Regions from separate parts of the Homo sapiens genome. Here region 2 is linked to region 1. Evidence: chromatin contacts called from ENCODE Hi-C or POLR2A ChIA-PET data. All regions are on one chromosome and are shown on one strand. Each heading gives the region's core, a stretch centred on a gene start or an enhancer-like site at or near the end of the contact. The rest is flanking DNA. Distances are from core to core; before and after follow the strand shown. Region 1 has its middle 100 kb from the start of RAI14-DT. Region 2 has its middle 58 kb from the start of RAI14-DT.

The links. A loop is a pair of places that touch in the nucleus more often than their neighbours do. ChIA-PET counts read pairs that join two places held with the same protein, here RNA polymerase II (POLR2A). Pooled maps may share reads with other maps.
Region 2: a map of aorta shows a loop between it and region 1 (2.0-fold over the local background). The contact joins two enhancer-like sites. A Hi-C loop is called at or near these places in 4 of 168 maps with a recorded cell type or tissue (Calu3, PC-9, aorta and 1 more) and 5 of 50 pooled maps. POLR2A ChIA-PET finds 5 or more read pairs at or near these places in 5 of 52 experiments (AG04449, AG04450, H1 and 2 more).

The regions. Positions count from the first base shown.
Region 1 is chr5:34,548,567-34,555,044 of GRCh38, reverse strand. No RefSeq gene overlaps it. Among named protein-coding and RNA genes, the nearest start is that of RAI14-DT, 100 kb to the left of the region's middle. Within about 2 kb of position 2,754, at least 5 of the 41 ENCODE cell types and tissues checked have a DNase peak (open chromatin) inside an H3K27ac peak, as active enhancers do.
Region 2 is chr5:34,594,612-34,601,089 of GRCh38, reverse strand. No RefSeq gene overlaps it. Among named protein-coding and RNA genes, the nearest start is that of RAI14-DT, 58 kb to the left of the region's middle. Within about 2 kb of position 2,794, at least 5 of the 41 ENCODE cell types and tissues checked have a DNase peak (open chromatin) inside an H3K27ac peak, as active enhancers do.

The DNA of each region.
Region 1 (6,478 bases), core at 1,505-4,004:
CAAGCACTTTGGTTGCATACTGATATTCACTGGTTGTCTAGAGGAACAGCATTTGTGCCATTGAACTGTGAGCTGAACTGCTCCTTTTTTCATAGAACGGCATTTTTATCTGAAAGAACAACTGATGGACAAACAATGGTTATTCAGACTTGCATATTCGGCTAATATTTTTTTTTCAGAAATGAACCGTGTCCATTACTTCAGGAAAACCAGCTGACGGTATTTGTTGCCAAAAATAAAATTGGGGCTTTCCAGCAAAAACAAGAATTTTGGGAAACTTGTATCCACTACTGTGAGCTTGACAGCTTACAAATAATTAAAGCCTTTTTTGGATGAACTCCATGATAATATTAACAAACGTGATTTTTAAAATATTGATTAATAAAATGTGCCAACATTTTGAAGATCAAAATTTTCCAAATGACCAGTGCATTGTGTTACAAAATTATGCAGGTAAAAGAGCCACTCAAAGTCCATGTAGACCAATGGGTTTTATTATAACAGAGGATAAATGTTCATTGATGTGGTTTCAGGCTTCACATTGCCACTAATCTTTAAGAATTACTAATGAAGCTTCGATGTTGCCATGGTTTGGGTGTTTCTGTTCCCCAAAATTCATATTTTGAAACCAAAATGTATTTTTTATATTTTCTATTTTGTTTGTTTGTTTGTTTTTGAGACGGGAGGCTCACTCTGTCATCCAGGCTGGAGTGCAGTGGCACTATCACGACTCATTACAGCCTCAACCTTTCCAGGCTCAGGTGGTCCTCCCATCTCAGTTTTTGTATTTTTAGTAGAGATAGGGTTTCGCCATGTTGCCCAGGCTGGTCTTGAACTCCTGGGCTCAAGCAATCCACCTGCCTCGGCCTCCCAAAGTGCTAAGATTACAGGCATGAGGCACCATCCCACCAGCTTTCCCAAGCCTCCAGCTTGCAGATGGTAGATCATGGAATTTATAAGCCTCCATCATTGAATGAGGCAATTCCTCACAATAAATCTCTTTCTACATATCTGTTTATATCCTATTAGTTTTGTTTCTCTGGAGAACCTTGACTAATACAAATATTCTTGAAATGAAACAATAGCTCATTTATTTGGAATAGGTTCCTAGAAATAGGATTACTGGACCAACAGGAATTACAAAATGCAGTTTGATTAATTTAAATATATGCAACTTGAAGGATGCTATGTTTGTATTATGGCCAATGCCATATGTCTGCATTGTCACATGGAAAGTCTGAGGCCAAATAGAGCTTTCCATTTTGTAGAGTCAGCTTCTGACACATTTTGCAGAAAGATAAAGGTTTGCTTTCTGCATCGTTCTGCCCAAATCTCTCTGCCGCCCACACTACCACATTACTATCTCTTATACTTAGGTGCTGAGAGATATCTGCTGTAGACTTGGGTCTGAGGGGATGTATTTGTCAGAGATCTTAGCACAAGCCGCTGAAACCAAGCCTGGCCAATTTAAGCAGTAAGAAGTGTATTAAAATATTAGGTCATTAACTAAATTTCCAGGAGCTCCAGAGAGCTAGGACTGGAGCCCATGTGGCCAGGATAAACCTCCCATATCACAGCAGAACCATTCCTAAGAAGACTCCGCTGCTTGCACCACCTTGCTGTGACTGTCTCTGGAGGTCACCATCACCTCTGCCTCCATTGCAGTAGGGTAGATGCCAGTGGACCCTGAAGCTCCTGAGTCACTCTCCAGTACAGATGCTCTGGTTAGGCATCTTGTAGGTGTCTTAATTCAAGTTGCAAAGGAGGCTAAAAAAGCAAGAGTCTGTCACTGGAAGTGGCTCATGCTTCCCACCAAGACATCAAAAGGGGCTGCCCATAATATTGAAGAATGGCTCAGATGCTGAGCTGCCAAAAATGAATGACAAATGCTTACCATAGACAGTAACAATGACAGTCAAGCCGCTGGAAGCCTAGTGTCTATTCTAGGAGGCGGGAGACAGATGGGCCTTTCTGTTCACTACAGTGGAGGAACCAGGTCTGATTCATCATCGTTTTCTAGTTCTGAGGAGAAGGTAGGTGTGCAGTAAGTTTTTCCTGGGTGAATGAATGGTTAGACACTGCTGATGAAGAGGGATGCTGTCCTTTATGCAGGGTGCTGATGCTCTCCATGCCATTCTGTTTCATGGATGCTGTCACTGGGAGTAGGATATCACGTGTCAGGCTGAAGACACCCACTGTCACATGGTCTTCACCGGCCTCCATTTTGGGGAGAAGGGAATTGTTTAAGCCACACTGGCTCTGTTTTCTCAATCTCCAAAAAGGGTACTGAGGACTGGTTTTTAAGTGTATTCTCTTGTAAGATGAAAAACAATAATTTCCACATTAAGAAAAAAATCCAATGAGACTGAAAATTCAGGACACCTGGTGGAAACTTGAAGCTTTTTACAAGAGCCACTATTCAGGCCCAAAAGGGTCACACAGGAAAGCATATGCCATTCTGGATTTTTGTTTCTGGATATTTTATTGTTTTGCTCTCTTACACCACTCCAGCACTGCACACTCTTTAAAAATAAAATAATTTTTAAGAGAGCTGGTTGTGTACGTTTATAGATAGGAGAGAGGAGTTTGGATAAGTAGCCAATTCTGACTGATTTTGATTTCCTAAGTCTGATTTCCATAATTAGAAAAGGGGAACGCAGTCACAGATGATGTCATCTGTTGGAACCACTGAAGAATGAAGACAGTTGGGTTGCTGCCTTTGTTCATTCTGGCTTTTGCCAAGTGTGGAAGTGGAACAGCAGCTTGGGATCATGGTTGGCAAGGCACCTGAATGTCAGAGCTTGTTTTGCAGGACCTTGAAGGCAATTCCTTTTAAAGGCACCAGGTCTCTATCCTATTTTGTGTCAGTTTTTTTTCCCTCCTTCCTAAATAGATCATTTCTAGCTGTAGATATCACAAATGCAATTTACACTTCATTCAGACATCTGAGACACCGTATGCTAACTAACAACAGAAGTTGGAGTAAAAAAAGCAGGGAAGTGAAAAACACAAGCCTTCTTTGGCTCACCAGTACACCCACTAAATCTCATCCAGCAAAACTGTTTTACATTGAGACCAGCTTGCCTAATGGTGATGCGTCTCCAATCCCATATGGATTTGACGTTTTCTTGCAGTGTGCTTTTCCCTCACTATGCAGATACTAACTGATCTGCCTCCTCCCAGATTTTTTCAAGTAATTGGTTGCTTGCTGTCTGCAAACCCAGACACTTTTGAGGTATAACATGAACCACCCTCTTAACCAGTGTTTTCGTGTTTGAGTTGCTGCCACTGATGCTGCTCCTGGGAGCCAGCCGACGGGTCAAGTCCCTTTCGGCTGATGAAGATGTGGATGCTCAGAGCTCGGAGTTAAAATCCAACAAGTGGCCGGGCGCGGCCGGAAGCGGTGGCTCACACCTGTAATCCCAGCACTTTGGGAAGCCGAGGCGGGCGTTTTCACCTGAGGTCAGGAGTTCGAGACCAGCCTGACCAACATGGCAAAATCCTGTCTCTACTAAAAAAATACAAAAATTAGCCAGGTGTGGTGGTGCACAACTGTAGTCCCAGCTACTTCAGAGGCTGAGACAGGAGAATCGCTTGAACCCTGGAGGCGGGAGGTTGCAGTGAGCTGAGATCGTACCACTGCATTCCAGCCTGGGTGACAGAGTGAGACTCTGTCTCAAAAATAAATAAAATAAAATAAAATAAAATAAAATCCAACAAGTAACAAAGTTGGACAAGGTCTCCTAGGTCACTTCCAGCCCTAATTTCTCCTGTATTCCCCAGCATAGCCCCAGCAATTGAGAGCATGTAATAAGTATTAACAACTGCATGTGTTGACAGGGCTGAATATATTTAAACACAGGATAACAATGGCAAACATTTGCAGAGTGTTCACTACGTGCCAGGCACCATACTACTTAGCACCTTACATGTATGATCTCAGTCAGTTCTCACAGCAATGCCACAAGGAAAGAACTATTATTACTCCTATTTTAGAGACGGGGAAACTGAGGCAGCAGATGGCTTAAGTAACTTGCCCAAGGCTGCATTTAGTAAGACGCAGAGCTGCAGTATGAACAATGGCCATCCCACTCCAAAGTCCACATTCTTCAGAATTATAACAACATCAATAATAAGACAACAAATATTTACATAGTGTGCCAGACACTTGTTTAAGGGTGGTATGTGGAATCAACTCCTATAATTTTTACAAAAAAAAAAATGAGAAAAGTCTACCTTTTACAGATGAGAAAATGGAAATGCAGAGATGTTAAGGAACTTGCTCAAGGTCACGCAGTGTGTAAGGGCCAGAGCTGGGATCTGAAGGATCTGAACCTAGGCTTCAGAGTATGTGTTCTTAACCACATGCTGTTTGGGAGGCACTTCCTTGATTTGGCTACAGAATTATGATAAAGCTACCCCTCCTCATCCATGACAAGGAAGGAGAGTGCAGCTTCCAGTTAGGAGTTCTTTTGGTCAGGTTCTGTGCTCTGTGTTTCTAAGTCATGCTATCAGCACCTGTGTGGACATCTCTACTCCTCCCATATGCAGATGGCTTTCATGGGTGGTCCAAATGGCCTAAATCATTTCCTGCATATTTCTAAGAAAGGAAAAAAGTGTGACCGTAATTACTTCCACAAGGGAGGATCAGTGGTTCCAAGTATGAATCCTAGTGTGGTGAAGGGAACCAAAATGTGCTACCCCTAAATACGCATCTTTGGATCTTTGGCAGATAGATTATTTTGAACTAAAAACCATGGAGAATGAGCAGACCTAGGAAAAGCTCCAATTTTTTTTTTTTTTTTTTTTTTTGAGATGGAGTTTTGTTCTTTCTCCCAGGCTGGAGCGAAGTAGGATGATCTTGGTTCACTGCAACCTCCACTCCCCGGGTTCAAGCGATTCTCCTGCCTCAGCCTCCCAAGTAAATGGGATTATAGGGGCCTGCCACCACACCTTGCTCATTCTTTTGTAGAGATGGGGTTTCACCATGTTGGCCAGGCTGTTCTCAAACTCCTGATCTCAGGTGATCCACCTGCCTCAGCCTCCCAAAGTGCAGGATTACAGACGTAAGCCACCACGCATGGTAAAAAGCTCTTTAAAAATGGAGTACAAGTTTTTTTTTTTTTTGTAAAAAGAAAAGAAATTACGTCTGGGCGCGGTGGCTCATGCCTGTAATCCCAGCACTTTGGGAGGCCAAGGCAGGTGAATCTCCTGAGGTCAGGAGTTTGAGATCAGCCTGACCAACATGGCGAAACCCTGTTTCTACTAAAAATACAAAATTAGCTGGGCATAGTGGCAGGTGCCGGTAATCCCAGCTAGTCGGGAGGCTGAGGCAGGAGAATTGCTTGTACCCAGGAGGCAGAGCTTGCAGTGAGCCGAGATGGCTCCATTGCACTCCAGCCTGGCAACAAGAGCGAAACTCCGTCTCAAAAAAATAATAAATAAATAAATAAAAATTACATTTATAAAGGAGATTTTTATATTAAAAGGTGTCACCTACCAGGATGAGCAGGACTCTTAACTCTTATCATCAGAGATGGCACTGACTTCAATCTGCACAACCAACCTTACTAAACGATTCTTGTTTACCATACTTTTGCTGGTTACCTTCTCATAACTTGCCTTCCCGGCCCCAAGGTTCCAATTCCTTTTTGCCTTGTTTAGCCTTAAGATGATATATTGTATAAGTCCAAGTTTTCACCACCACTTTGGGTTGCTTGTCACTGGGTGTGCCCTTGTGGAGACATGATCCACGTGTTAGTAAACTTCTGTTTGTTTTTTTCTTGTTGATCTGTCTCTTGTGAACCTAATTTATAGGGCCCCATCCGGAGGACCTAAGATAGGCAGAGAAAAAATATTTTTTCCCCTCCTCTCCAGAGGGAACAGTGTACTGGTCCCTGGAATCTAAAGTGCACAGAACATGCAGTAGGTGATATACTATGGGTTCCTTGGATGTCCAGTAGCAATGGTGATTGCTTGGTCCAGTAGCCCCCACCCCTTCTGTAGACCACAGTTGTGGGTGTGTGACTTGGCTGGGCCAAGCTGAAGCCTCCCCAGGGATTTTCCTGGCTGGGGCTGCTGAAAAAAAAGCTTGTTTTTGTCTCTTGGTGCCTAAAGTTGTTAGCAGTGGTCTGGGGTCATGCTCTGTGTCATGTGGGTAGAAAAGAATGATGCTGGCAGCAGAGAGAGTGGTGGAAAAAGCCCAGGAGACCTTGGGGCCCAGGCTGTAGTCTTCCCCAGTCACTTCCCTGTCCTTCCTGGTTGTGTGAGACAGTAACTTGCTCTTTCAGTTGCGTGGAGTTGGGTTCGCCACTTGCAACTGACTAGAAACCATTCAGGAGGGTTTATTCAATCCTTTTAAAGGTATTCTGTGGCTCTTTCCTCATATATGCCAGCTTGATGGTGTGCACTGACTCTGATTATAGCTTTGTAGTGCCATTTCAAGGGCCTTGTTCTCAAGTAAAGACACATCTGTGAC
Region 2 (6,478 bases), core at 1,545-4,044, 46 kb before region 1:
CTGCCTCGGCTTCCCTCCCAAAGTGCTGGGATTACAGGCATGAGCCACCATGCCCGGCCCTAAAATACTTTTCTTACCCTTCTTGGCCTGCTAGACTCCTACACGTTTTTAAAGGTCAACTCCACTTTGCCCATCTATGTGAAGTGTTCTACAAGCTTCCTAGTTGTAACAATTTTTCCTTCTTTTAAACTTTCATAGTGCTTATTGTTTCTGTCACCAGCTGTTTTAAGGTTTTAATATAACAACAGCTTATAGTTAGGAGCAAAATAAGTTGGTTTCAGAGAAACTGCTTGATGACAGGAACTATAATACCAGAGTTTGGAAATAATATGAAAGATCAGTAAATGCATCCCAGGATGTCAGAAAAGGAGGGTTGCTGCCCCCCCCCGAAAATATATTGAAGTATTAGCATTGATAAAATAATATCAGACTTGGCCAGGCATGGTGGCTTATGCCTGTAATCCCAGCACTTTGGGAGGCTGAGGTAGGCGGATCATGAGGTCAAAAGATTGAGACCATTCTGGCCAACATGGTGAAACCCTATCTCTATTAAAAATACAAAAATTAGCTGGGCGTGGTGGCGCATGCCTGTAGTCCCAGCTACTCAGGAGGCTGAGGCAGGAGAATCACTTGAACCTGGGAGGCGGAGCTTGCAGTGAGTCGAGATCACGCCACTGCACTCCAGCCTGGAGACAGAGTGAGACCCTGTCTCAAATAATAATAATATCAGACTTGTTGGAAAATGTAAAATCTGCATGCTCAGATAACATTTTTTATTCAGCTGTATCAGCAACATTTACATTGAGTATGATAGAACATTGTCAGATAGAGAGGAGATAGGAATAGAAAAACAAGAGGACATACAAGAGAGGGTAGACGTTGAGATGCTGGAGAAGATGGAGTTCATAGGGATGAGAGTTGGCAGGATAGACAGGATGAGGAAGAGATGTGGAGATAATGGCAGGTCCTTCTTCCTTCTCTATGCTTTTTGGGTAAAATGAACTGTGACTTTGTGATGCTACCTTCTCTCTTACAAGGGATAAGAAGTTATAAGGATGAAGTGAATAAAGAATACTCAGGTGACAAGGACAAGGACTGTTTCCCTCTGGCAAAGTAGACTTCGAATCTGTGGCCTCTGACCCAGGGCGCGGTACTCCAGTCTTTATGACAAGCATTGACTTATAGTGCCAAATTATTATTTTTAATAATAAACATGTAGATCCTTGTAGACCTGCCCACTCAATGACACTCACTCAACAAATATTTACTGCACTCTCTATTATCAGATGGTTCATTAACATACAAAGCAGTAGTCACACCCATCTCCCACTGTACATCACAGAAACCCACAACCAGAGTCTGATAGTCCTGGCAATAAACATCTGTTGGCCATTGCCATGTTGATGAGGCTGCCTCTTTGACTCACCATTGATCTTTGGTCCATGAGAGCTCCCCACCCTGTCTGTCTCTGGGGTTTCCCAAGACTAATGCTCCGTGATTTGTATCTGGGTCAGGGTTCTTTTTCCTCACAGTATTTGCTCCCTATAGCTGTTTAAGGTAAGCAATAGCATGAGCTTGCTTAGACACATCCTCTGGCTACCTAGGGGGTTTGGAGCACAGAACATATCACACTCTGCATCCATTTCCTCTCCTTCAACATTTGTATTCAGTTGCATTAGAACATCAAAGGCAATCTGAAGGGGAAAAGATGTTATAGACTAGTTTCAGCCCTGCTTATAGGACTTTGAAAAGTCACTGCATTTCCTTCATTCTTTCTTCCAGCCTAAACCCATACTGAGACCAATTCTGTACTAAGCATTGACCTTGAGTAGTCCACAGCCCAATGGGAAAATAACCTGGCAAACTTATAAATAATAAAGACAAATACCAGCCTCTGTACTTTAGAACTATTTATATAAATCAAGAGCTACCTTCTCTGTCAACTCTCCCCTCCCTGCCCTCCATATCTGCCCTAATTCTCTATAGAGTCTATATCTTTACTATGATCTTAGAGATGGTATTAACTAGTGTTGTAAAGGTGGATGTATTGGGTTTGGGGGTGTGTGTGTGTGTGTGTGTTTGTGTGTGTGTGAGAATATGTAAGCAAGAGAGAAATGCTCTCACTTAGTGGTTCACTTTAGCAAAGGAAAGCCTGTCCCCTGCCACAGAAGCTATGCTCCTAGATTCTGCTCCATTTACCCCCTTTAGATTCCAGCTAAACATTTAAGACCCTCAGAAGGAAAGAGCCCTTCCTGCCTCACTTGAGAAATAAGCATGTGTGGATTGATGCCCTTGCTGCCTGTTCATTCGGGATGTATCCCTTCTTGTTGAATGACCTAGATAAATTTCTACGGGGTGCACACATTATTAGGCTACCAACAGGATGCGTTGGAAGTGGTTCTGTCTTCCCTGCTGCTGGCAGAGTCATTATTTCCTTAAAGGTTCAAATTTGTTTGTTCTGTTTTTACTCCATCCTCCGTCAAGGTCAGAGCACACCTACTGGGTGTCAATTACTACCCTGAGGAGGTAATCATTTTGGCTGCTTCTGTGCATTTTAATTATGTAGACTTGGGATCCTGGAATAGTGGTGCATCATCCCCTAAGTCATTCCAAGTTTGTTATGGTGTTCCCAGATTTTAAAATCCTCTAATTGGAGGATTTAACTGCCTGTTCTTCTAATTGAGTTTATATGATTCACTGTCCAAATCTGAGTCACAGTGCTGTGATGAAATAAGAAACTTTTTTCTTTTCTTTTTTTTTCTCAAGACTCAGATACCACAGATCTGACTGAAAGGTTCACAGCGAGGTCAATTCCAATCCTGTCACATGTGGATCAGCTCAGCCTGGAACTGCAAAGCAGGACATTTTAGGTTCAAAGAAGTATTGGCACAGTTCCTAACACATACCAGCTTCTTGGCAGATATTTATTCATTAATTAATACAGTCTTAACACAGATGCCATCTTTTAAGAGTCTCATTTTCTTTCAGATAGATGGTGATGAATCCATGTTTGATGCAAAAATAAATAGTCAATTACAGAGTAACATCACTGAATTGAAAAATAAAGCGAACCCTTCTTCCCAGACTAGCTACATCATTGTGGAGTCCAATACAAAATTAAAATGCAAAACCCCTTTCCTCAAAAATTATTAGGAATTTAGAGACAGTGCCTGCAAAGCCTTAAACCAAGTAGGGGACCCCTGCTAAGCATGGTTGGATTTGGATACCCTGCAGCTGGCCAAGCACCCCCCTGCCCTGCTCATTTGATTAACATATATGAATGCCTGCTGTTAAATGGACATTGTGTCTACCATTGTCATATACATCATCTGTCATTCTCACAGCAACCATATGTGTCTCAGTGAAATTTTTTAACTTGCTCAAAACGATGCACAAAAGACTGCATATAATGCCTGTTTTTGCCAAGCCCAAATGTAGGGCTTTTTCTACTAGACAGAAGGTATGTCAATTCTGAACAATGTATTTTCACATAAGCTGACATATGCTGTCTTGTACATTTTTTCCTCATTGACTTATGTAGATAATGCTTAACATGAGTTGAGAAGTTACAATGTGTCAGGCAATGTTCTAATTGCTGTGCATGTATTCATTCCCTTAGTGTCTGGCAGTGTATTTATGCTGCTTTGGTTCGGATTTGGAAGAAGGCAGACAGCACAACAAAGAATTAACTGGAGGGATTTTAATAAGGGACTGCTTTCAGAAGTGTACACAGTAGTAAGGGAATCTTCAAGGAATACGAATGCATCTGGAACCAGCAAGAACAGGAAACTGTTAGCATCCCAGGCCCAAAAGAGCAAAGGGAGAGGGCGGAGTCACCAGAACCTGATGATATCTTTAGCCATGGCAGAGAGGCTACTTTTTCGGTGCTGTGGCCATGGGTAAAGGAAGACAGACACTGCCAAAATCCTGTAAGGAGGAAGGGAGTGGAAGATGAATGTTCTCACCCCCTTTCCTACTGCCCTTGGATCTCTTGCCCAGGGTCTGTGTGTTCCATTCCTAGGGATCCCCGGGGCTGAGGACTGAGAGTCAGCCTCCTGGGACACAGAGCAGGATAGAGAATAGCAAGGGCAAATGGCGAAAAACCAGGATCATTATTGTGCCCATTTTACCAATGATGAACTGGAGACCCAGAGAGGCTCAGTGTCTTGTCCCAAATCACACAGCTAAGAAGTAGCAAAGCCAAGATTCAAACTCAGGAAATCTCAATACAGAAACAGAACACTTAATAATGTGTTCTAAAACATGTCCTCAAATGGAGTAGAAGCATGACATATGATGATAAACCATCTACTACCAAACCTGTGGGATTGGGTTATTGTAATTAGGGAAAGCCAGCCTGAACAAATAAAACTAATTCTTCTTCTTCTTCTTTTTTTTTTGGAGACAGAGTCTCACTCTGTCGCCCAGGCTGGAGTGCAATGGTGTGATCTTGGCTCACTGCAATCTCTGCTTCCTGGGTTCAAGAGATTCTCCTGTTTCAGCCTCCTAAGTAGCTGGGACTACAAGTGTGTGCCACCACGCCCAGCTAATTTTTTGTATTTTTAGTAGAGACAGGGTTTCACCATGTTGGCCAGGCTGGTCTCAAACTCCTGACCTCTAGTGATCTGCGTGCATCAGCCTCCTAAAGTGCTGAGATTACTGGCATGAGCCACCGCACCTGGCCAAAACTAAATTTTAATAACTATAAGTATGTGCAGATGGATTACCTTCAAGGTGAAAAATAATTAGGACTAGGATTGGAAAGCATTGCCTGGGAGACTGTTTCAGGGGAGATAGTTTTAGAAAGGACAGGAGTAGTTTGCAGTTAATTACATTCTTTTAGAAGCAAATGAATACTTCTGAAACAGAGCTAAGAGTACTCAAAAAGTTTGCTTTCTTAAATGGAGTACATATTCCTCTTAAATTTATATATGTATTTTTTGAGATGGAGTCTCTCTCTGTCGCCAGGCTAGAGTGCAGTGGCGCGATCTCTGCTCACTGCAACCTCTACCTCCTGGGTTCAAGTGATTCTCCTGCCTCAGCCTCCTGAGTAGCTGGGATTACAGGTGTGCACCACTACACCCAGCTAATTTTTGTATTTTTAGTAGAGACGGGGTTTCACTATATTGGTCAGGCTGGTCTCGAACTCCTGACTTCGTGTCTGCCCGCCTTGGCCTCCCAAAGTGTTGGGATTACAGGCGTGAGCCACCGCACCCAGCCTCAAATTGATATTCTTTATGATTTATTTAAATCCTGCATTAATTCATTGACTGTGCATTGTGATCCTATCGTGCCCAGCGTTGTTCTAGGTGCTGGCAATAAAACCTTGAACACACCAGATAACATCTCCACTCTCAAGACACTTAAACTCTAGTGGCAGGAGACAAACAATAGACAAACGATGAATACATATATAATAGTACCATGAAGAAAAAATAAAAGTAAGAGTATAGAGAGGGACAGGGAAGAGACACACCCTAGTTAATACAGAATTACCAAGAAATGTCTCTCTAACAAGGAGACATTTGAGCAGAGAACTGAGGGAAACTTCTATCTCATTGATGGTGCAAAGAATAGAATTTTAGATCTGGAAGGAACCGCAGAGCCAACATTCTATAATGAAGAAACGGAGGCCCCAGGGAACTTAAGTCCCTTATTCAGAGCCATATGGTGCATAAATATAAAAAAAGCTTGAGCTAAAAATAATCTATTAGGACTCTCACTCCATCAATTAGCAAATTTTTTGGGCCCCGGTTATTTGCCAGGCACCCAGTCTCATGCATTTTGCACTAGATTCTATTGTTTACTAATTTGGAATCGATTTAGAATTACTGAGTTTTTACTGTGACTTTAAGTTTCGGCTACCTTGAGGTATAGGTTCCCTTTGTGTGCTATGTGTCGAGATGCTTTGGAAGCTAAACAAAATCCTGGCAGTTGTGGCTGGCAAAATATTACAAACCACCCCGACCCTTCTTTTAATTGATTAATTTTACTTTTTTGTAACTTGAAAATGAGACCCTGGTGGTTCACATGGACTGGTTAAAAATCACACACTCTCTCTCCAATCTTTGATCTACATTTATAAAAAACACATAACAGCAGAGTTATTGTCTTAGTTTGGGAGACCGGGCATAGGGAGAAGAATTCAGGCAGGAAGGGAGCCAGGACCTTCAAGGTCAAATCAGAGGGCAAAGTTGGAGATTCAAGGGAGAATTGTCATTAGAAGGTGGCAAAAGGTGTTACTAGGCATTATGCCAAGCACAGATGGACTAAAGAGGTAGAAACAGAGTCAGTGACTAGAGTGAGGAGATAGAAATCTGGACAGAGACTGGGGGAGTTGGCTGAAGATGAGAAGGGAAAAAGAGGTTAGCAAGACTAGGGGTCAGGGACCAGAGTGTAAGTAAGAAGCCAGTGCCTGTGACGGTTCATTTTATGTGTGAACTTGACTGGGCTAAGGGAGGCCCAGATGGCTGGTAAG